Regions from separate parts of the Homo sapiens genome. Here region 1 is linked to region 2. The links are chromatin loops, found by intact Hi-C in ENCODE. Cell type or tissue: Calu3. All regions are shown on one strand. Each heading gives the region's core, and the rest is flanking DNA. Links, peaks and the distances in the headings are about the cores only.

What was found. Peaks named below come from ENCODE experiments on the same cell type or tissue, not always from the same donor. Only the 100,000 strongest peaks of a DNase experiment are listed, where the experiment ranks them.
Region 1: it touches region 2 in a loop (7-fold over the local background); 3 of 110 quality-filtered maps call a loop at or near these places.

Annotation. Positions count from the first base shown.
Region 1 is chr2:179,573,769-179,586,816 of GRCh38, forward strand. The region is part of intron 3 of ZNF385B (zinc finger protein 385B); the gene reads right to left. Among named protein-coding and RNA genes, the nearest start is that of MIR1258, 280 kb to the right of the region's middle. In Calu3, for the core only: no CTCF peak of the experiment used is centred there; DNase peaks (open chromatin) are centred at 6,193 and 7,123.
Region 2 is chr2:179,416,823-179,429,870 of GRCh38, forward strand. No RefSeq gene overlaps it. Among named protein-coding and RNA genes, the nearest start is that of SESTD1, 160 kb to the left of the region's middle. RefSeq lists an enhancer at 12,410-12,910. In Calu3, for the core only: a CTCF peak has its summit at 5,405 (motif pointing right); a DNase peak (open chromatin) is centred at 5,419.

The sequences.
Region 1 (13,048 bases), core at 1,957-9,956, 160 kb after region 2:
GAAAAAGACAAGTTGTGTGTCAGCAGTGCCAAAGTTACTCAGATCTAATGCCTATGTGGCTTTGGATAAAGTCTTAATTTTTTTTACATTTCAGTCTCTGTGAATACGAGAACTAGAATAAAAACAAACTCACCAAAATGCCATAAAAATAAGGTTAATTATGAGTTCTGACATAACTTGATAAAAAGTATAGCATTATTATTATAATATCTATTTCATTTTCTCTTTCCACAGAAGGGTATCCTTGTGAACCCAAAGGAATGACTTTCAAAATCACTCCTTTACTATAATGCTGTTTAAGATCCGTAACAAAATCTTTACTCATGAGGAACGGGCAAATAAAAATTAACAATTTGAGGGTGATGATAGAAGTATGACTCAGGCCTGAATTAAGGGGTTTGAATCCTGCACATAAACTGCATTTTACAATAGGGAAAATATAGGTAAACCACAATCTATTTGGGGAAAAACAAAACTGTACCTTTCTGTGGTTAAAATACAGATCAGAAGTGATACTAATCAGATAGGGAGTATTGTACTTGCTCAGAACAATAAATGAACTCAGTACAATTAAATGAACTTTTCTGTTTATCCTTCTCAATATTTTTAGGAGCCAGTGCAAACAACAAAGTACAAAGTCTATGGAAGCAGAATCTAAAGTATCCCTGTTTGGCTCTGAGCAAGATATTTATCTGCTTTATCCTGAATAAGGAGCAGCGTGGGCTAAAAAATATCTCTGAATAAACAATGATAAAATCTGCTGGGTAACTACTAAAATAATGAATATTGAAGCACTGGCATTACAGTCAAATCAACTGTAGCTACTTACAGGAAAAGACCATTAAAAGCCACAAAGCCTAGAAACTAACTAGATGGAAGCAATACTAAGGAAGTTAATCTGAAGTCATACTTGTACATTGAAGAAATTATATTCTTCACATAGCATAGATTGTGAACATTTATAAGTATGGACACAACAACAACTAACTACTGCCTTCTCTTAAGATTCTGAAGAGTTAGGGAAGGAAGGAGGGATGTTAGGGGGGAAGGGCTTTACCTAAGGAGAGAAGCTCCTTGCTTCCCTTGCTCTCTCACTCCTTCCTTCTTGAACTTCTTAAAGCCCTGCCTTCTAGGATATTTCTCTCTCCAGGCCCTCCTCCAGTCTCTCTAATCAAATTGCTTTCTCTTTTTAGAACTGCCCTTCTTTCGTTTCTGTGTATGTTGATGCTGCTCAGGTACCAACATCGGTCTTCTGCTGGTGGCCCTCTACCCTCTCTGGATGGTCTGCTTGCCTCTCAGGGTATTATCTCTCTGCCAATGACTGCTACTCAGAGCTCAGGCCTCTGCCCCAGGCCTCAGCTCTGTATATGCAGATACCTCCTGGGTATTGCCAACTGGATGTCCCAGAACCACGCTGAAAGCCAAATTTATTTGGGCTGGGAGAATTCGCTCTGCGATATGACAATAAAATTACTCATCCTGTGATAATAAAACATATATGTAGAAGAAGAAGAGAGTCAGTGCCAAAAAGTGAGAAAAAAATAAAAACAAGATTTCGTACAAATCTTCACTATACCAGAATTATATATTTCAACTATAGTTATAATGATCTGATTACAAATTAAATGTAACATTATTTGAACTTTAAGTTCAAATGAATGATAGCACTTTGGTTGGGTTTGTTTTGCCCCTCACCAAATGTTAAAACCAGATTGAGAAGCAGAAGTCGAAATGCTATTTATTTGGAATTCTCATTGGCCTGCAAGCATTGCTCCTTTCCTTGGAAAGCTTTTCTTCCTACAGGAGAAGCTTTCAAAGGCCACTTGTCTGGGAGTGAGGCTCCATGTGGTAGCTGATTCTACCTACTTTACTGCAGAATGCCAGACCCAGGGGAAGAATATCAAGAAAAAAAAGAAAGCAAAAGGGAGGAAAGAATTAATATAGTTCTCTCTCTACCAAAATTTCTGCATGAAGAATAAGTGGTAGTTATGCCCAAGTGTTTTGGTATTCTTAAAAGACTTTTGTTTTTTTTTAAAGGGAGGTACCCATGTTTTTAGTTTATATTCTTGACCCAGTGCTGGTATAATGCCCATGGGATAGTTAAAAATTTTAAAGTGCTACAAGATTTTCATTAAAAATCTATTAGAATTTCCTCAAGGGTTCATTTTAAAAGTAAAAGTTGGAATACATTTAAATGATAATATGTTGCATAAAAACTTTAACTTGTTTCTTCCCTTAGATAACTCCTCTCCTTGTATTCTTTAAGTTAGACGATGGCAACTCTGGCACAACACTTGCCCCGTACCTCTCCTTTTCTTCCCACAGGCACACAGTTACCAGGTCTTACATGTGTAACCCTCCAAAACGTCTCAAATCCATCCCTGTGACTGACTTCTGTCCTAGTTCAGACCCTCATCTCTTCACATCATTACTGGACTCCTTCACTCCAGTTTTAATCTCTTTGGATCCATCTCCCATGCCGCTGCCAGATCAACGTATCTAAAAATCAAAAGTGAACCACATTACTCCTCTACTTAGAATCCTTTTTTTCCATTTATCCATTTGACACATATGTCCTGAGGGTTAGGGCCTATGAGCCACATCTATGCGTGATGTTGGGAATGTGGCCTAAACAAGACAGTTGGGGTACCCATGCCCATGGAGCTTCACCTTCATCATGTCATTTACACTAACATGGCCTACATGGTCATAAATCTGACTATTTCTATGCATTTTTAAGAGAGGAAGTATCTTTTTGACTCACTAAGGTTGGATGAAGTATTCCTTCACTTTGTTCCTGTAATACCTATATTCCACATCACCGTAGTTACTGCATTATACTGTGAGCATCTTTCTATAAGTGCACAATCATATACCCAGTTCTGGACAAATATTTAATGACTAACAAATTTGAACATGATTCATAAATTCTATATAGTCTATAATGACTTCAGAGAAAACTGGTGGCAAGAGATACCGATAATACAGAGATGTAATTCAGGGAAGAGACCAGGAAGCAGGAGCTGTTTGGATCTCAGCTCTAAGCCATATCCACATGGGCTTATAAAATTCAGGCAGTTCAACAAACACAGGGTAAGTCCAATTGATCATCTTGTTCCAGGAATCTCTGCTGCACTGTTTGCCTCCTTGATCAAGGTGTTAATTAAGTATGTTATGATAAAAACCGGTCCTTTTGCTAGAGAAAGTTTGAGGAAAATCTCACAACAGACGGCTTTAAGCATTCCTCAGATAAGATATAAGGAATCCAGGAGAAAACTGGATATAAAAATATATTGAGGCAGTAGAAAGTATCATTATCTGCAAATGAATATTTGTGGCATGGAGAAGAGCCCTGTAACATTGGGCTAATAGAGTAAAACCTAAGACTTTCCAAGAAGCTTTAGAACCCTCTATGAGAAAATAAGCAGGCCACCCAGGCCCAGGTGGACTAAAGGGATCTTATTTTTTTAAGGTCAAAATTAATAGGGAATAAGCCAAAACTATTTTCTGAGATGCTAGAATAATATTTTTTCCATTTAAAGCTACTTCTAGTTCATTAGAACTCATTAGAGAATACTTGATATAAAGTTGATTATGTATCAGATATATAAATCTCACACTGAAACATAAAGTTTCTCTAATAGTGTATGCCAAAAAGTATATATGAATATGGTTCCTTTTCTTCTGTAAGACCCATTATTGTAATTCTCTAATTATATAGTGTCAGCATCTACTTTAAAGAGAAACATTGCCCATGCATGCCCAGTATATTTCTGGTAGAAAATGTGATAAGTGGACCTATGCTCCTTTATAATTATTAATCTTGGGGAAAAATAATTTAAGGGCTTATTAAAACCTTATAAATTGAAAATTTTCTTTTTCTTATCAGAAAAAAACTATAATCGCTTTTTACAAAAGTTTGGATAATTATGTGTCAGTATTCCTAATAAATTACTAATATGAATACTAGTTATGGCCACAGTAAGGAAAACAATGAATAAACTAATTGTTTAGTGGTTTGTGCTGTCTTTACTAAAAAAAAATACTGATGACTATGAATAAGTGTCAATGTGTTTGCTTTTCTGTTATTTTTCATAGGCTGATATATTTAACTCTCATAATGTTTTTAAGCTAACATATATCCATTTTTTATATTAAGCAATCAGTAAGTATCTAAATAGTTTTTCCTTCCTTCACAATTACTTATTACTTAATTACATAATCATATGCTATTATTGTTGGCTAGGCACCTTAGACATTAATCACTTTCCTCAACTAGTGACAGTACTCTGAACGTGGGATGTATATGTGTGTTTGTGCATCCATATACACATTGATAGATTCTTTGGATAATGTTTATATTTATGTATGTTGCACATTTAAGTACTATAGACTTCCATTCAGAAGCTCTAATTCATTTATAAATTCATTCAAATATTTCTTAAGCATCTACTATGAACCAGTGCCTGTGTTCATTCTAACGAAGACAGGGTCCCTGCTCTTAAGAGGTAGTTGGGAAAAGAAAACAAATATGTTACAAGGGCAATAAATGAGTTATGTACAAGGTAATGAGTAACTCTCCTTTCTGAGTACACACTACAAGTTAAGCCATATCTTAAAACTGTAACAATTATACACAAAAGCAAACTAATGTAGTAGGCACATTCATCTTGCCCTCTCAAATCAAGATGGTTAGAGGATGTGTGTGGTGCCTATGTGTATACAGTCACTCTGAGACTATGAGGCATAGAATGAAAATAATTTTGTTATAATCTACCTCACTCATATACACATTCATAGTTGCCTTGCCCAGATACTGAGAACCATTTTGGATCAACACAAGTCATTTGCATTATTAATTGCCAATCATGATGATGCTCAGAATTGAATCACTTCCATCCATACCTAGTGGGAAACAGTTCTTTTGCCTTTTAAGGTCATTAGATTCTGTTCCTAAAGCTTGAAAGTCACAGTGGCCCTTCACTGTTTGTTCAGCTGATCACGAATCAGAGGTAATGACATTTACATTGCTAATAAACTTTGCATCAAGTGTGTTAACTCTTGGTTTGGTATAGTTTCTTCTACCTGAGAAAAGCTTATTTGACCTCCTCTATGAAATCTGAACATTCTCTTACTTATATATCCATAAACACACACTCATATTAAATCTAGAAGTGCATGAAATTCCCTAATTATTTCCATATGAGAATCAGGAATGATGTGCAAAACAAATTAAAATATGTGTTGTTACTTTATCCTGACATACACAGTAAATTACCTGACAAATCTGGGAACACTAGGAGAGCACCTTCCAGTCATTATGGTTGACATAAGACTGTGTGACAATGACCTCTTATGTTGGGTTTGTAGAATTAGACTAATAGAAAAATATGTATTTTGATGGAGATTAAATCCTGGCTAATGTGGAGAAAAACTGAAAATTTTATTAATTAGGCTTTTCAGTATACCAAATTTCAAGCAGCTAAATCTTTGTTTCCTTAATATTTCTTTAATCATAATTATTAGCATATACTGAGTGTTACTGGCTTACTGGTGTGAGATAAAAACTAAGAATACCAAACTCAGCTTCTTTTATTAATGAGAACAAAATGACCTCAATCTAAAACTAGATAACTAAATGACCTCATACCAAAGTTAGATAACTAAAAAATCCCACTGGCTTGCTTAAAGTATAACTGACAGCTGTTTAAAATATCTGCTAATTGTTAATTGCTTTAATCTGTTGCTTGACCAGGCATGAATATATACATGAATAAATATATAAATAAATGTGCACAAATGTTGATCATTAAGATGCTCATATCTCAATAAAATCCATATCATAAATTTTATAACATTTATAAACTTGTAAAGTGTTTGGAGATCTGTCAATAGCTCATATAATTTAAATAACACTTTATCCTAAAGTCCAATAAAACATAAATTCAGAGTTAAATTTAATGAATAGGATTTGATATGTGCTTAAAAATAATAACCAACAATTTTGAACAATTTTCTATGTAGCAGATGTTTTGTTATTTCTATGCATTATATAATTTGATTTTCATTAGAACACTATAAGGTGGACTCTATTATTTGCATGTCACAGAGAAGATTGAGAAATTTTAGTGAGTTAAGTAACTTGCCCACTTACTGTTAATAAGTGACAGAACTTGGATTGAAACCAAATTTTAGTGGCTCCAGAGCCAAATTCAGCTCATATTTGGTTTAATGTGGTTTAGAAATTTGAAGGCCTGGAATGGAATCTCAGTGTTAATCAACTATTAGTCCTAAGACCTTAGAGAAATATTGAACATTCCAAACTTCAATTTTCTAATATATAAAATAGAGCCACTGCACCATCCCAATCATTTTCACCAAATTACCATGAGGATTAAATAAATAATGTAAGCAAGAAAAGTGCAGAGTGCTCTACAAACATCATTTTATCACATTTTAATTTCTTAACATCTTATAACTCCCAGGGTATTCTGTGGGTCCAAACACTGCCATTAAACCAGAGATCTCATTAGAAAAAGAGAGTTTAGGAAGCCACTAACGTAATCTTCCACCATAGAAAACTTTAGGCAGGTTGCCCAGAATGGCATAGGGAAAATACTAGAAAAAACACTCACTCTTTGTGGGTATCATAATAAATGAAAGAAAGACCAGTGTTATGGACTGAGTATTTATGTCCCCCTTACCCCCATAATTCATATTTTAAAGTCCTAACCACCAACGTGACTGTATTTGTAGACAGGCCAGGAGGCCAGGTAAGAACGTGATAAAGGTCAAATGAGGTAATAAAGGTGGGCCCTAATCTAATAGGGCTAGTTCCCTTATAAGTAGAAAGAGATATCAGAGCACTCTCTTAACATTGGAGCACACAGTGAGAAGGGGGCATCTGCAAGCCAGGAAAAGAGCCCTCACCAGAAACTGAATTGCCTGAAGACTTGTTCTTGGACTTCTCAGTCTTCAGAACTATGAAAAATTTGTTAAGCAAGTCTATGGCATTTTGTTACAGCTGCCCAAGCAAACTAATATAGCTGGTATCATGTTCATCCGTCACATTGCAAAGAGCAGGGCCAACTGAACTCTGTCGAGCTGCCAGCTAGGGAGCAGTGTGGTCTGACAAATCACATGAGGGGCTGACAACCTGGAGTTGTGGCCTATGGAATGTAAGAATGTCCTAGGCAAGGTTAGCATGAATGGGGTTCAGTATAAACTACTTTCCCTGGAATGAAACTGTCCAAGTTCAGCAGGTTACTGTAAATATCCTTAGGAAATAATTAAACCAAACCAAGAAAAATGGAAATAGATCCTTAAAGGTGCAGTCCCATGTATGTAAATACAAATTATGGCAAAAGCTTGAAACTGAATCCATGCAAAGAGTAGACAGGAGCAAAATTATGATTACAGAATTTACAACTGTGCAACAAAAGAATTTCTACATTAAAAATAAGTAACAGTTTACTTTGTATCTTTCCTTTTTTACCAAGCATGGTTCCTTCTAATTCTACTAGAGTTTCCTGAACTAGAAGGGAAACTAGTTGTTACATATAAAAACAAGTACAGTTAAAAAAATTACTTCTGCAGCTTATTTTCCTCAGGCTGAATAGAAGATCTTATTTTTTGTAAAGCTGTGTTTTAATTTACAAGAAGATGAGCAAATTTTCAAATGCAAACATAGTTTCCTAGGAAGGTCTATCTTTAATTCTGAGTGATTTAAAAGTCATAGCTGGTAAAACGTTTCTCCTTACCTATTCCTTTCACACTAATTATCTTCCAGATGATTTAATGAGAATGTCATTTGGTGAGCATTTATTCCATGTAAGGCACTACTCTAGGTACTTATGGTAGGCACTGCTAGTTGTCTTTCCAATCTCCAAAATATCAGAAGTATGAGCTCAGCAAATTGCTTCCCAGATACAGAAAGCATTTCCCAGAATTCCTTGCAGCTAGCTGGGACCACATGACTGGGTTCTGGCCAATGGGATATGAGTAGAAGTGATAACTTCCAGGTCATGCCCTTAGAAAGGTGTGTTTCCTCCTTTTTTCCTTCCTGTAATCTGGAATGTGGAAGTGCACACCAGAAGTGCCTAAGCAACAACATGGAGTAGACTGGGCTCCCGATAAGCTGTAATACCATTTCTGAATTGTTAGGTGAGACAGAAACAAGCCTCTGTCTTATGAAAACCACTTTATTATTGTGCTCTTGTTATAGTAAACTATCCTGTATTTTCATTAATAGAGGACTGTACATATGCCTTGTAAAGTCTCACTACTCCAAGTTTGCTAGCAAATTTAGGCTTAGAGAGATTTTAAAACTTCCTCATAACCACTTCGGTAGTAAGTGGTGAGGCTGGTTTTTAAATCAAGTACTTTTCTCATTAGATATTTTTTACACTAATAGAGAGAAAAGACTAATTTATAGAAAATTAGAACTGTGCAGTTTTCAACCCCTGATCTATTAATCTCACAGGATTATAAAAAGACTTTAATTTCCTTAGATTAGCATTAGTGCTACAGACCCTTATTTTTCTAATAAAGTGTCTAGCAGTTGGTTACCAGCTCCTCCAGGACTTATATTTCATAAAATGTTCCATTAGGAAAATTATGGAGAAAAAGTATGCTGATTCTCCTGGACTATGAAATGGAGAGCTGCTAGTCAGGATGCTATAACAATTTACAGAATAATACACTGAGCATGCACGATAACTCAGAAACAGATCAGATGGGGTTTTTTGAGTGTGCGCTCTCTTCCCCGGTATTATCCTTAGGTACTCCTTTAGTTCTTGAGGAGACATCAAGGAACAAGTTAGACAAAGTCCCTACACACATGGAGATTATACTCAAATGCATCCACTATAGATAATGCCCTACAAAAATTAACAAGTTTTCAATGTGTGCCAGTAATTTGCATTTTAAAAATAAACTTTGTAATTTGGAATAATTTTAAATTTATAGAAAAATTACAAAGATAGTAAACAGAGGGTTCTCATATACTCCTTACCTCATTTCTGCTAATGTCAACATCTTATGTTATCATGGTAGTTTTGTCATTAAGAAACCAATATTTTTTGTTGTTGTTGTTTTTTGAGATGGAGTTTCGCTGTTATTGCCCAGGCTGGAGTGCAGTCATGCAGTCTCAGTTCACTGCAACCTCTGCCTCCTGGGTTCAAGCGATTCTCCTGCCTCAGCCTGCTGATTATCTGGGATTACAGGCATGAGCCATCTCGCCTGGCTAATTTTGCATTTTTAGTAGAGACGGGGGTTTCACCATGTTGGTCAGGCTGGTCTCAAACTCCTGACCTCAGGTGATCCACCTGGAAGGTTCTTTCAAAGAGAGGAGGCATGACCTTCTTCACCCTGTCCTATAGTCTGCTGCTTGCCACATAGACATGACAGGCATTTTGAGTACCACGGTCACACTTTAGGCATAGTAAAATGTTGAGGCTAAAAAGGGCTGGGATTTCTTAATGACTCTGAGGAGTCATCAAAGCAATCCTGTATTTCAGACCTCCAGACTTCTTTTATGTGGGAGAAAAATAAACTATCAATTTAAGCCATTATTATCAGGGCTGTGCTTCTGTGTCAAATGCAATTTCTAACTAATATAGAGAGTTTGGAGAAGAGGCAGAAGGAAGTAACATTTATTGAGGACTTGCTATATATTAAGTACTTTATATATTTTCATTTATGTAATCATCAAAACAACTCTATGCTTATTAGTTGAGAATACTGAAGATTAGTGAGGCTAAGATTCTTGCTTAGGGTTATATGGCTCAGTTTTCAAACTAAGCCAGAATTTAAACCAAACTTTGTTTTCCCATAACAGCATGCTAAAATATTTTGCATATAATAGGTACTCAGACCTATTAGTGGTTACTAGCAATGGATACAAACATGTACATAGTTATACCTCACTCAGCAAGTAATACAGGTAAATATCTAAATAAATACAATTATATATCCTTAAATAGACAACAAAATAGAGACACACATCCATAGTTTCAGTCTTCCTACTATCCCCATGATCAGTATCTCAAACAGTGGAACTGGCAGCAGGGCCATTTCAGGAGTGAAACCTCAGATCTTACTGCCCTCAGTCCACATATAAATTATACATTTTCTCTCTGGGCCAGAATGAAAAACCATTCAAACCATCCATCAACATACCCACTCAGTTCATACATTCATATTTACCGAGCATCTGCCATGTGCCAAACAACCTGCTACTTGTTGTGTACACATTGTTGAAGAAGACATAGTCCCTGTTTTCCAAAAGCTTATAGTCTACTGGGAGAAACAGAAAAATAAGTAGGTAATTACATTAGAGCAGAGTTTTTCAACCTTGGCATTAATGACATTTTGAACTGAATAATTCAGTGTTGTGGGGTGCTATGCACTGTAGAATATTATAGGGATGTAGGCAGCATCCCTGGCCTCTACCTACTAGATGCCACTAGCATCCTAACCCCTTGTTATAACAAAAAATATCTCCAGACATTGTCAAAAGTCCCTGGTGGGGTGGGGAGGGCAAAATAATCCTCCTACCACCTATCCTCTCACTCCCTAAGCCACTGAGAACTGCTGCAATGCAGTATAAAATACTATAAAATGACAAAAGAAAGACGGGCATCGAACAACATGAGTCTAGGGGCAGGAAAGTTTTCTGAAGGAGGCAACACCTTCACAAAGGCCTGAAAGTTCCATAAAATTCAGCCAGATGAAGAAAATATATATTTCATATGTGTATCAGGAAGGCCTCTGAGCATGTGCAAAGACTCAGAGTTTATAATGAGTACAACATATCTGGAGGACTAAAGGTGGCTTAGAAGGCATGGAGTGGGGAAGTATGCATGAGGTAAGTAGGAAAACCTACATATGCCTACCGAGGAATGCAGAGGAGAAGAAAGAAGGGGTTCAGTTTTGGATATGTTGAATTTGAGTTGCCTGAGGGACAACCAGGTGTAGATGTCCAAAAGACAGTTAGATTTCCATTTCTGAAACATAGGGGCATGACTCAGGCCAGAAGAATGAACACCACCTATATATAGATGCCATATGTATAAATGAAATGACCCAGGGAGAGTGTAGTGTTTGAAAGAGGAGCCCATGGACCTGACAGTGACAAGGGAGACAGAGGTGAAGGAAAATCAGGGCAGTCCTGATGTCACACACAGAGAGCAAATGAGGAGAGTTTCATAACATAGCATAAAGGTCAAGTAAGATGAGGAGTGACACACATCCACTGGATTTGGAAATTAGGAAGACATTGGTGACCTTTGCCAGAAGTACCTTATTGGTATGTTCTGGGTGGCAGCCAGCTTACAGTGGGCTGGAATCAATGGCATGGGATAAAAGAGAGATACCTTCAAGACATTTGGCAGAAAGTAATGGAATGATGTAAAGACAGTGCTTATGGTAGGATAAGTAACAAATGTGCCCAGAGTAAAAAAGGAAAACATTAGCATGAGTTCTGTCTTCAGGTTATGTGGATACTGTTTAGAGGCTGCTCTTGTTTCTGGCTCTCAGAGTCTCCTGGGTATTTATATTGACCTACCTCATGGAATTTCTGAATGTAAGCACCAATGGATTGTTTTTGCCTTTTAACAGAGCACCACATGATTCAGGGTGTCTTTATAGTACCTATTTACTTGCCTACGGTATGTCTTCTAAATGACAAATTAACTTTAATACCTGACTCATTCTGCACTATGATTATAGGGCTCCCTTTAAAAAGAGAATGACTCCAAAGTTGAAAAGCAATGAATTCAAAACAATATGCCATTATATCTGTCAAGATCTAAAAATATATTTCCATTAAGTGTGTTTATGAAAATCCTTCCTTGAATTGAGAGGTTTCAGTATGTAATCTAACAGTCTTGGAATAATTGACTCATGGGAGATGAAAACTGAAAGGATGTTACAGACTTTCCTCCTCTTCCCTCAACCCTCATTTAATCAGTGATTTGATAGGAATCACTTTCCTCACATCTTATAGTTCTGTTCCTTCTACTCGATGGCTACACTGTGACCTTTATCATCTCTTCCATGTACCTCTGTAATAGCCTCCTGAATGGTTTCCTTGCTCACCTTTGCCAAGCCTTTGCCATACTTTGCAAGAATGATCTCTCTAGAACACATATACGAACAGTTCACAAATTCTACTTAGAACCCTGTCATAGCGTCTCACAAATTCTGGAATCCTTATGTCACAGAAAGACTTTTCCATTTGTTCCAATGATCCTTTGCATATTTTATCTTATACTTATATTCCAGCCATAAAGGACCACTGTTAGGTCCTGGGGCTTTATGCTGACTCACTTCTATAGACGGGTGCTCTTATAGTTTCCATCCCCATGTTCATCTGGGTAGTGGCATTCAAACTCAGTTCAAGCATTTCATCTGTTAAGTCTTTGTGAATTTCATCTCTCTCACCTAAACCCAGATAGGATTGACAACTTTTCTTTTGGTGCCCCCAATGTACATAGTACAAATTTATGTAACAGTCTCGAAACCACTTTTTTGCATGCATTTGTTTTTATAGATGTCTTTTCTATTAAACTGTCACTTCCTTGAAGACAGGGGCTGCTTTTTACATTTTTATGTCTCACCAAAACATGGCATATCAGCAGCCCTGTAGTATCTGTTTAAAGGAATTTAGTCTAAGCCTCTATTATTACCAATAAGGAAACAAGGCCCGAAAGAAGCTAAATGACTCGCCTAAGGTCACTCATCTAATGAGTGGCTAAGTGAAGAATAGAAGCTGTAGCTGTTGCCTGACTTACAGCTCTTGTGTTATATTCGGCTGCCACCCCATTGACTTAAAAGGAGGGCACCCAGGGCCCAGCTCTGTAGGTTGCCAACTTGGTTCAAGAAGGTTTTAATGTGAAATATTTAAGTAAATATTTAATGAGGAGCTATTACTCTTTTTTGGTTGAAAGAAACAGTGAGCTAGATCATTTTAAAATGATGTATTATTGGCTGGGCATGGTGGCTCATGCCTGTAATCCCAGCACTCTGGGAGGCCGAGGCGGGCGGA
Region 2 (13,048 bases), core at 2,059-10,058:
GCAAAGACATGGAATCAACCCAGGTGTCCATCAATGATGAAATGGATAAAGAAAATGTGGTACATATGACACCATGAAATACTATGCAGCCATAAAAAAGAACAAAGTCATGTACTTTGCAGCAGCATCGATGCAGCTGGAGGCAGTTATTCTGAGTAAATTGATGCAGAAACAGAAGACTAAATACTACATATTTTCACTTCTAAGTGGGAGCTAAACATTGGGTACACATGAACACAAAGGTAAAAACAATAGACACCAGGGATCCCAGAAGGGGGAAAGGAGAGAGGGAGAAAAGGCTTGAAAAACTATCTATCAGGTATCATGTTCATTGCTTGGGCAATGGGATCATTAGGAGCTCAAACCTCAGCATCATACAATATACCCATGTAACAAATCTGTACAAGTATTCCCTGAATCTAAAATAATAAAAAAAATTTAAATAAAATAATCTCCTAAAAATGTTATTGTGGTAGAAAATCTCCAAATATAGCTGCTGGCAATTCCCCCACTCTTGTATGTTGCCCCTCACATCAAGAAGCTGAGTCTACTTTTTCTCCCCTTGAGTCTTACAAATAAGATGTGCTGAAAATAATAATATTCTAGGACTTCTAAGACAAGTTCTTAAGAGTTCTGGCAACCTCCGCTTTTTTTTCCTTTGGATCCCTGCCACCATGCTATAAGGAAGTATAGGCTGGACTAATAAATGATTAGTGGCTACAAGGAGAGAAATGCTAGGGGTGGAAGAGCATCTCAGATGTCAGCCCCAGTCCAGATTCCAGATAAATGCAGGTTCAGTAGCTGACATCATGTCATGCAGAACAAGCCAGGTGAGCCATGCAAATTCTTGACTCACAGGATCATAAGAAATAACAAATCATGTGGTTTTAAACCATAAGATTGTGTTTCACAAAAATAGATAATTAAAGTTATAATAATTAACACAGCATGGTACTGACATAAAAGCAGACACAGATTAATGGAACTGAATAGAGAGCCTAGAAATAAATCCATGCATTTATGGTCAATTGATTTTTGACAAAGATGCCAAGAACACACAATGGGGAAAGAACAGTTTATTCAATAAACAGTCCGAGGAAAACTAGATATCCACATGCAGAAGAATGAAACTAGATCCTTATCTCACACCATATGCAAAAATCAGCTCAAAACAGATTAAGGATTTAAATGTAAGACCTGAAACTGTAAAGCTATTAGAAGTAAACATAGGGGAAAAGCTCCATGACCTTGGTCTAGACAGATTTTTTTTGGATATGATCCCTAACATGTAACATGTTTGCACAGATAACAAAAGCAAAAATAGACTGTTGGGGGTTGCATCAAACCAAAAAATCTTCTGTGCAGCAAAGGAAACAATCAACAGAGTGAAGAGAGAACTTACAGAATGGGAAAAAATATTTGTAAACGATAAATCCGTTAAGGGGTTAATATCCAAAATATATAAGGAACTCAAACAGATCAATAGCAAGAAAATGAAAAATCCAATTAAAAAATGGGCTAAGCACCTGAATAGAAATTTCTCAAAGAAAGACATATGAAAGACCAACAAGTATATGAAAAAAATGCTCAACATTACTAATCATCAGGGAAATGCAAATTAAAACAATGAGATATTACATCATACCTGTTAGAATGGTTATTATCAAAAAGACAAAAGAATTACCTAGGCATCGTGGCATGTGCCTGTAGTCCTAGCTACTTGGGAGGCTGAGGCAGGAGGATTGCTTGGGCCTAGGAGTTCAAGGCTGCAGTGAGCCATAATCATGCCACTGTACTCCAACCTGGGCCATGGAATGAGACCTTGTCTCTTGAAAACAAACAAACATAAAAGACAAAAGATAGAAAGTATTGGTAAGGATGTGGAGAAAAGGGAACACTTGCATACTGTTGGTGGGAATATAAAGTAGCACAGCCGTTACAGAAAATAGTATGAAGGTTCCTTTAAAAATTAAAAATAGAGCTACCATATTATCTAACAATCTCATTGCTGGGTATATGTTCAAAGAATATGAAATCAGTATATTGAAGTGATATCTGCACTCCCATGTTTATTGCAGGATTAGTCACAATAGGCAAAATATGGTATCAACCTAAGTGTTTATTAATAGGTGAATGGATAAGAAAATGTGGTATATATGCACAATGGAATACTATTCAGCCTTTAAAAAGAAGAAAATCCTGTCATTTGTGACAACATGGATGAATTAGGAGGATATTAGGTTGATTGAAATAAGCTGGATGCAGAAAGCTGAATACTTACTTACATGTAGAGTATTAAAAAGTCTAACTCATTGAAACAGAGAGTAAAATGGTGATTACCTAAAAATGTTATTGTGAACATTTTTACGCTGGAGGGGAGGGGTACTGGGGAGCTGTTTGTCAAAGGACACAAAATTTCAGTTAGGTAGGAGGAATAAGTTCAAGAGATCTATTGCCCATTGTGGTATTAACTACAGTTAATAGAAAACCCAGAAATAACACCACATGCTGCAACTATTTGATCTTCAACAAACCTGACAAAAACAAGCAACGGTGAAAGGATTCCCTGTTCAATAAATGGTGCTGGGATAACTGGCTAGCCATATGCAGAAGATTTAAACTTGACCCCTTCCTTATACCATGTACAAAAATTAACTCAAGATGGATTAAAGACTTAAATGTAAAACCCAAAACCATACAAACCCTGGAAGATAACTTAGGAAATACCATTCAGGACATAGGCATGGGCAAAGATCTCATGACGAAGATGCCAAAAGCAATTGCAACAAAACAAAAATTGACAAATGGGATCTAATTAAACTTAAGAACTTCTGCACAGCAAAAGAAGGTATCAACAGAGTAAACAGGCAACTTGCAGAATAGCAGACAATTTTTGCAAACTATATATCAGACAAGGGTCTAATATCCAGCATCTATAAGAAACTCAAACAAATTTACAAGAAAAAAATAAACAACTCCCTGAAAAAGTAGGCAAAGAACATGAACAGACACTTTTCAAAAGAAAACACACATGCAGCCAACAATCAATGAAAAAAAGCTCAACATCACTGATCATTAGAGAAATGCAAATCAAAACCACAATGAGATACTATCTAAGGGTCAGAGTGGCTATTATTAAAAAGTCAAAAAATAACTGGTGCTGGTGAGGTTGTGGAGAAAAAGGAACGCTTATACACTGTTAGTGGGAGTGTAAATTAGTTAAGCCAATGTGGAAGACAGTGTGGCAATGACCTCAAAGACCTAAAGACAGAAATACCATTTGACCCAGCAATCCCATTACTAGGTATATACCCAAAGGAATATAATTTGTTCTGTTGTAAAGACACATGAACACATATGCCCACTGCAGCACTATTCACAATAGCAAAGACATGGAATCAACTTAAATGTCCATCAATGATAGACTGGGTAAAGAAAATGTGGTACATATATACTATGGAATACTCTGCAGCCATAAAAAAGAAAGACCATGTCCTTTGCAGGGACATGGCTGAAGCTGGAGGCTATTATCCTTAACAAACTAATGTAGAAACAGGAAACCAAATTACCCATGTTCTTGCTTATAAGTGGGAGCTAAATGATGAGGGCACATAGACACAAAGGGGAACAACAGACACTGGGTTCTATCAGCGGGTGGAGGGTGGGAGGAGGGAGAGGATCAGGAAAAAAACTAAGGGTAGTAGGCTAAATACATGGGTGATGAAATAATCTGTACAACAAACCCCCAGGATACAAGTTTACCTATAAAACAAACCTGCACATGTACCCCTGAACTTAAAAGATAAAAAACAGTCTTCTTAATTAATTTATTTTAAAATATTATGGTAAAATATATAACATAAAATTTACCATTCTATTTTTAAATGTATAGTTCAAAGGCATTAAATACAATGACATTGTTGTACAGCCATCATCACCATCCCTCTCCAGAATTTTTCATCTTATACAATTGAAACTCTGTATCCATTATACAATAATTCTCCATTTTTCTCTGTGCCCAACCCTGGGCAACTAACATTCTACTTTCTGTATGAATTTGAGTACTCCAAGTACCCTTACTTGAAGAATCATACAGTATTTGTCTTTTTGTGACTGGCTTATTTCACTTAGCATAATGTCTTTAAGGGTTTATGCATGTTGTAGCATGTGTTAGAATTTCCTTAATTTGCAAGGCTTAATAATATTTCAGTGTGTGTATGTATGTGTGTATACATTTGTATACATAAACCACATTTTGTTTATCCATTCACCCATCAAAGGATATGGGTTGCTTTCACCTTTTGGCTATTGTGAATAATGTTGCTATGCATATGGGTATACATATATGTTTGTGTTCCTGTTTTCAATTCTTTTGGATATATATACCCAGAAGTGGAGTTGCTAGATCATATGGTATTTCTATTTTTTAATTTTTGAGGAACTGACAAATTGTTTTTCATAGCAGGTATGTCACTTTACATCCCACCTGCAGTGCATAAGGATTCCGATTTCTCCACATCCTCACCAACACTTGTTATTTTCTCTTTTTTTAATAGTAGCCATGCTGACGCATTTGAAGTGATGTCTCATTGTGGTTTTGATTTGCCTTTCTCTGGAATATCATTTTTATGACCTTGTCTGCAATATTTGTTATTATTTCTTCTAAAGGATTCAGACATAGAATGTTAATGAGCATAGAAATAAAGATAACTACTCTATATGAGAAAATAAAAATGAATTTAGTATCAGACGACAAAAGCTTGAGAAAATTTTTTGTTTTGTTTTGTTTTACTTAGTTTTTATGGGAAAAAATACACAGAACATGATATGCCAGAAATAAAAGAAACAAAAATTAGTACCTAATTTATTATATACATGGAATATGCTGAGAAATTTCAACACGTTTAACACTTTGGTAAAAAGCATAGGCCAATCCTTATATTTTTGTGACTTTCCAAGGTATTAGCACTTAGTCTTTAGATACAAACCAAAGTATCCAAAGACTACGTAAAAAGTATAAGGTTATAAAGTAATGGTTACTATGTCCATATTAAAGGTATAAAATAATGGCTAATATGTCTAGCTTTAGATCAGGCTATTTGGGTTTGAATTCTAGCTCTATTACTCATTTAACTGTGGGACACTGTGAACTTAGTAAACCTCTCTGGGTTTTGGCCTTCTTCATCTAGAAATGGGTATGATAATTTTAACAATCTTATAGACTGTAGTAAAAATTACAAATGTCAATATATTTCAAATGCTTAGTGTAGTGAAGTTTCCTATTTTTTTATATTTTTTTATTTTTTATTTTTTTTTACTTTAACATGTGTAGGAGTGAGACCGAATTTCCCTTTTTTGCCCTTAGAGACAAGTTCCTTGCATTATGAGGCACAGTGTTGGTAGCCTCCAGGGGGCACCAGAAAGCTGTGAGTTTGCTTGCGTCCTGGCCGGCAGATGTTGATAGCAGATTTAGGAATAGAAGTTTACCTGGGTCCCGTTTTCAGTCCCATTATTTCTCATTACTATATAGACTTCCTATGTGGGTAATTTGAGAAAGAAAACAGTTTCAGGAGTTCCTGTTAATTCCGTTGGAGATCTCAGGAGCAGATAGGAAAATTACCACTCTCCTATGTTCTTATAAACTCAGTTTAACCCTCAAGAGAATAACCTGAAAACCTGAGGGCTCTAGGATTGCACCAAGGTTATAGAATCTTTTATCTCAGGGCCCTAAGGAGAAGAAATATGTATTATGTGCTAGATATTGGGTTAGATGTTTTTCACACAGTAGCTTATAAATTATGTGTTATCTTGTTTAACTAAAAAAAATAATGTAAGTAATTTGTCAAAGTCACATAGCTAATGAGTGCCAGAGACAACTAAAATCCAGGTTCAATTCCAAACCATGCTACCCATGGAATTGTCTATCATTCATTGGGCATAATTATGGTTATTTTTATTATATTCCCCGTAATGACTGAAAGGGAGATAATCTTTGCAATTCACAAATTAGATGATGTTGGTGTCCTTGGAAGTATCAAGGAATTTTGAGATACTCTAAAAACAGCTCTATTGAGAAAGGATACTGATTCTGGCTTGATGTTTATTAAAAAATGAATAGCTGAATGTTCTATGATTTACTTACAAGTGCTTGAGCCTATCCAAGTCACAGAAGTAGACTTGGCATGGCCTTATTTATCAGAACTAGGTCCCAAAAATTGTAAACCTCAGAAAAATTAGGATTTTTGTTTTTCAAACTCTTTGTGCAGTCAGTTGACTACAGTAAGGCAGTGCAGGTCAGGAAGTAATTATACCACTGTTCATGAGCTTCTGTTCAAACACCACTTGTTTTCCTCATCTCACATGTTGACCCAGAAATGCGTTTAAAATATATTAAAAATATAAAACCTGACCTAAAGTAACAGTCGATTTCTTGTCATGTGATAATGATGCTCAGGGGCCCCTTTTATCTAAGGATTTCATAGTGCTTTATACACTCATTATCTCACAATCCATCTGTTCTACTTCATTTTATAGCAAAAAGATGGAGGCAACACAGAAATCACACAATATGTTGGTGTAGTGGCTTGAAAGGAAATTATTCAAATTCTGAACGCTTAGCCTATTCATCCTGATTTAATATGAACTTACTGGATATGGAGAGCAAGAAATATAATGGATGCTCTTATTGAGAGCTTATTAAGTCCTAGATTCTGTACTAGCTGTACTAAATACATACAAAGATCCTATTAGATCATTTAGACCTTTAAGACTTCAATGAGGTAGAAACTATTATTATCAGAGGGAAAAACTGAGGACCAGAGAGGTTATGTGCCCTCAACTGACAGTGAGGGATGAAACTTGGATTCAAACCAGGAAGGGCGCATGCTTCTTACTCATTATATGACATATTGTCTCTCAACATAGCAAAAGGTCTTGGATTTTTAAACATATTAAAGCTTAATGGTTACAGGGAAAGCAATTTTTTTTTGCTCTGATGTGTCTGAAGCACTGTATCAGTTATGAATTCTTGGATGTAAGCTATAGAAATTGATCCTGGCTAGCACAAAGGGAAATGGGAATTTATTGGTAGGAGAAGACAGAACTACTTACAGAATCTAAGAAAAGATGAGAGGCTGGGTCTTGGGAAGGACAGTTTCAGGGATCTAGAGACAACAACTAGTGGGAAATGCTTTCAGGACACCACTGCCCAATGAAGGATCCCTAATTCTCTCCATTTCTCAAGCTCCAGTTTAGCAGCATGAACTTGGATCACATACCCAATGTAGCCAGTGGTGGCCTAGGCATACCTACACTACACAGATGGGGAGATGGAAGTCTCAGGTGATGGCCAGGTGCTGATTACCAGCATTAGTAATTAGGGGAAATGACTGCTAGGCAGGACATGCACTAAACAAGATATTCTTGAGAAATAATGTGTGATGTGAAGCAGGTGCTCAAGAGGATCTGGAGCGAGATGAGGCAGGAAAGCCAGAGAAAATAAATCAAATGGTAAATAAGGGTGCAATATAAATTGCTAATTTTTGAAAGAGAGTGGAACTAAAATGTCTTCATAGCTTTTGCAGCCCTGAAACTGTAAAAAATAAATAAATAAAATCTCACACGACTTTATGACAATATCAGGGAGCAGTTTTCCTGATGATGAATACGCCCTCATCTGATCCTCCACTCAGAATGAGGAAGTTCCAGTTGCTATGTGTAATTCAGCATCTAGAGATCCTTGTCTTTATAATATCATGGGCTGTGTGAGATCTAGGGCTGGTCCCAGGACAAACTGACCACTGTTGGTTTTACTTATTTTCAGTGAATTATCGGGAATCTAACCCTGCATTCAGGGCCCATTTTTCCTCAGCTGCTTTTTCATCTTAGTTCTGCATTACTAAAGACCATCACTGTTGGCTGTTTCGATCATTTGAATCATGTACTGGTATCTTCTTCCATTTCACTTTCTTTCTGAAACTCAGCTGTTTTTGGTTTCTTGTTCTCTGTCGTAGGTTCTCTCTGTTTTTCAAGGCAACAGCTAATCTAGAAATCTAGAAATTTTAAACACAATTCCTAACCTCCAAGGGAAAAAAAGAAAGTTAAATTGTAAACTCCTCTAAATGTAGGTCTTCTATTTTAAGCCCCCAAAGAAGACCAAGCTGAGCACTTATTAATTGCTCAGCAAGTCAATAAGTATGTTTGTAATTTTGGCCACCTCTCAGCTTCTCTGTTTCCTCATCTGTAGATTGTGATAAGATTACCTGGTCCTTCAGGTGCATTGGAAGGTGCATATGAGAATAATCACATTAAAATGCCTTGAAAAGTAAATGTTGTGTGTACAGTGCTTGTACTTTCTAGAAGCAGTACCTTCCCTATTGCCCCAAAGCAGTAAGTTATACCTTAGTCACCAAAGCAGTCACAGTGTTTGTTTCAGACAAAATAGGAAGAGAAAGAAACACTGATGCCGATAGAAGGATGAGGTGGTTAGTGGGACCTATTTGAAATAGGCAGCTTCTTAGTGACCCTTAAATGTCACTTTATAGGTGCTTAGCCATCTTACCTTCATGGAAGAGTCGGTGGGTTCCATAAATAAGTTGAACTATTGGATGGATTCTATTTATGAGCAAAATAAACTACTTAAGACACTTGGAGACATATGACTGGTACAAGTGGGAGAAAAGAATAGTTTCAAATGACATCTCAATGAGTATCAGCTTTAAACAGTATCTCAGCACACAACTAAAGGATGCCCTTAAGTTGGCCATCACAAATTCAAATTTGTTGACCATATTAAATTATTTCACAAGAGATTAAATGGAGTAAAAAAGATGTATAAGAAAAAAGCAAAAGAGGTAAATCAAATGAAAAATTAAAAGAAAGCACCAACTCACATATTAAGTTTTTAAATAAATACAATTAACATTTATATTTATTGAGCAGTTGTGATATACCATGCATTGTTCTAAGCTCATTGTATGCGACAATTCATTTAATCCTCATATCAATCCTATGAGGAAGGAATTATTATTGTCACTTACAGATGAGGAAACCAAGGCACAGAGAGGTTAATACTTTGCTGTAGGCCACACAGTAGGTGGTGGAACCAGAAGTTCCAGACAGGCAGTCTGCCTCCAGAACCTATGTTCTCAACCACTAAATAAGCTACATTAAAGTAAAGAAAGTGCTCTGTGAGTATCAAAGATCCATACAAAATCAAGGTATTATGATCATGGTTATATCTACAGTACTATTTTTTTCTGAGACAAGGTCTTACTCTGTTGCTCAGGCTGGAGTGCAGTGATAGGATCATGACTCACAGCAACCTTGACCTCCCAGACTCAAGTGATCCTCCCACCCCAGCCTCCTGAGCAGCTGGGGCTATAGGTATGCTCAACTGGCTGATTTTAAAATTTTCTGTAGAGACAGAGTCTTCCTATGTTTCCCAGGCTGGTTTCAAAACTTCTAGGCTCAAGTGATCCTCCTACCTTGGCCTTCCAAAGTGCTGGGATTACAGGCATGAATAATATTTTTCAACAGAATGTACATTAGAGATAATCTAGCTGAAATCCTATTTTGCGTCTAAGGGAACAGGACGGGTTAACTGACTTGCTCAAGTTTACAGGTGACCTAAAGTAGAGTCTAAATTTGTTCTATTTTAGTCATTGAATATTAATTTGTTCTATTTAAGATATTGATAGCAGCACCCCTGCAACATCCCCCACCATTATATGGAAAGCATAGATTCTAATAATTTTGTTGTAATTCTGTTTTTTGCCAACACCTTTATAAGGTAGTTCAATACATTGAAAGAAACAAAATGCCAGTAGACTAGAAGAGGTAAATACATGAATATAGAAGCAAAAAGACAACAATCTCTCAAGTACTGAGCCTGCTTTTGGGTGCAGATATATTCCTAAGATTCAGCAAGTCAGTGCAGCTTCCTACCACTGGACCAGGGGGAACATCTGCATGTATTATCCAAGACTGCCTCCCACTCCCATCCCCTCCAACACACTTATCTACATGCCTAGCCCTTCAGTATTCTCACCTTGGAAACACAGCCACTTACTCCACCACCCTTCTCAGAGTTGTGTTCGGAGATGTCTGCCTCAAGGGATGCTTTCAGTGTTTAACCGTCATGACAATATGAAATAAATAAATGCTAAAAAAATAATTAGTTGTAATAAACTGAAGTTTTGAAAGAACTTTACTCCAGAAATGCCCCTGTATCTTAGACTAACATTGTCCAGTACCAAATCCCAAATAATGATGTAAAGGAGGTAATTATCAGGTATAATGTACAAATGAGATCACTGTACCATTATACTCACATTTGGTTGGCTTGGTGCAGGTGCCCTTGCCTGGGTGAGTCCCCAGCTCCCCAGGCTTTGGTGGGTTCTCCCAGAAGTGTTCCACATGTGTGGCACCTCCATGGCACGTGCACTGTCCCACCTCTCTGCTGGGCATAGATGTCCACTTCTGGTGGCTGTCCTACGAGTGCCTGAGGTGAAGTGGGGGAGACCAAATCTTTCTCCTTGGAATGAATCCAGACACAGGAGGCCAAAGCAGTGTCACTTGGTGGCCAGTGCTACTGAATTGAGAACAGTGGCCTCCTTTCTGTCCAGGACCAGACCTGCATCCAGGGAAGTGGGCTGGAGACAGGGTAGGGATGCTGAGCTATTTCCAGTTAATTCTTGAGAAGCAGAAACTCTAAGGAAAGTGTTTCCCTGAGTCCACAGAACCATCAGTGGTGATCCACAGATGGGTTTGCTGGAATCTGAGAATACATCTGGTGTGGTATAAGAAATTGAGTGTTGCAAATGCATAGGTAAATGTTTTCTGTGGTATTGGACAGGGTCCAATACCAATACTTTCAGCAGGTTCTCAAAGGGGTCTATGAGCCAAAAAGATTAAGGACTGTCTCCCCCTCCAAGGCTTTGCTATCAGGTTAAGCTTCTCAACCCATAGCTGCTTCCTCACTTGCCAGGGGTCCTTTGGGCCCTTCCTCTTTGGGACAGCTGACTGTGAGAGAAGGCCATTTGCTCTGCTCTGCAAAGAGATTCCTCCCTGCAAATTCTCCAAATATGCCTAAATATGCCTGAACCCAATAGAAAACTATGGCTCCAAAAGACATCCTTGCTACATGAGTTTAATTAAATTTAGAAAGGTAGGTTTGCACATCTTATTGCCAGCCCTCCTGCGTTTGTAGCAGAGGTTGTATTATCATTTTAAAACAGCCTTGGGGAAAAAATTCTTTTTCTTAGAGAGAGTGACAACTTATTCTGGGGAAATAGCAAGAGTGGTAATGGAGAGTGTTGATTTAATTAGTTTTACTGCCTATCTGCATCGCCTGGGAACAGGTAAAATAACTAAATAAAATGGTAGCAGTTCATCTTCGTGATCCCCACAATCAAGTCAGAAGGAACTTACTAAATAATGGAAGCCACTGTGCAAGGCACAGTTCAAATAATACTAAGAAGGTTTTAGGTCCCAGGATTCAGAGGCACACCTGCCATGGGCCCTCTGAAACCAAAGTCTAAAGGGATTGCACACACCGGTTTAAAGCAATAAAATGGCTCCTGCCTGGGAGAAGGCACCTTTATGTTGGAGTAGTTGGTGATGGGAGGGGGCAGAGGCCAGTATAAAATTTGGGAGGAAACACTATGTCGATAAGAATCTCATATTTCTATAGTTTGTATTGATTTGTACTTAATCCCACCCTTTCCCTGTTTTTTTGCTTTGAAGTGGTTCAGTTAATTAAATGGCTTGTTTACCTTTTCAGACTTATGTCCTAGAACATCCTATTTTCTTCCAAACATCTCTGGAGAAAGCAGGAAACTGCTTCCCACTTACTTGCAGGGGCAGCAAAACAACAGGCTTTCTTTTTCCTTTGGCTGTTTTTGTTGTAACAGTTCCCATCTGCTTCCTAGAGAAGAAAAAGAAAACTGCATTGCATTCAACACATGCTGGATCAAGGTTTCACACTGATTATTGAAATTAGAGCCAAGCGCATTTGCAATTGCTCCAGACGGGTCCCTTTATCGACTGAACTGCTCTTAGGAGGGAGCTGTGCCGGGAAGTCAAGCTTACCAGCGTCAAAGCTCTAGCAGCTAAAACAGTGCACCCCCTGCTCGTCGAAAATGACTCCTGATCTTCCTAAATGCCAAACTGGTCTTGTCTCTAAGGATTTTGACTTATCCTAAATTGTCAAGTTCCAGCATTGCCTAATAGCTTAGCTCCACTCCCTGTGTTTGCTTTTAATGAGCAGTATTTTACCTACGTCTCCAGATAGTGAGAGTAGGCGAGCAGGTTGCGTGGAATCAACACCGACTGGGACACCTGTGGATGACTGCCTCCTGCCTCAGTTACTAGCAAATCAACCCCCACTTCTGCCTCCCTGCTCGCGGAGGCCCCCACAGCAGCTCCACCTGTTTGGGGATGCCAGGCAGCTTACATCTACCGGCTTTATTAGTTGGCTGGAAACCTGCTCTCCCCCTCCAGGTCCTGGCACTCACAGATGATGGGTCTTAACTTCTGGGTGTGACGGTATGCAAACACGTGCACGGCATCCTTCCATTATCTGTTGGTTTCTCTCTTCAGTGGCTAATTTGCCCGGGGGCTCTGTAATGGGAGTCCAGGCATGGAGTTCTCGGTGAACAGGATTGCATTTCCGTCTGCAATGCATGTTTCCAGCTTTATTTTAGAAAATGTTCTAAGGGATGCAGAAAAGGGAATCACCCTGCATTTCTCTGAGATAGTCATGGCCAGAGCACAACATATTAGAGTTATCAGGGATGTCCCTAAATGAGAAAGCCCTTTGCCAAGGGTTTGTATTTGGCTAGCAAAATTCAAAAGAAGGAAAGAGAAAGGAGGGAGAGAGTCTCTGTCTCATAAAATATGGTTACTGTCCTGCTGTTGTCATGCTCTGTGTGAGGTTCCCCCTGTGGCTCACTTTATAGAATCTGATAATGGCATGAGGTTTCAGAAAGAAAACCAGATGACATCACCCCATGGAAGCAAAATTCACACTCAAAGCAGATAGAGATGA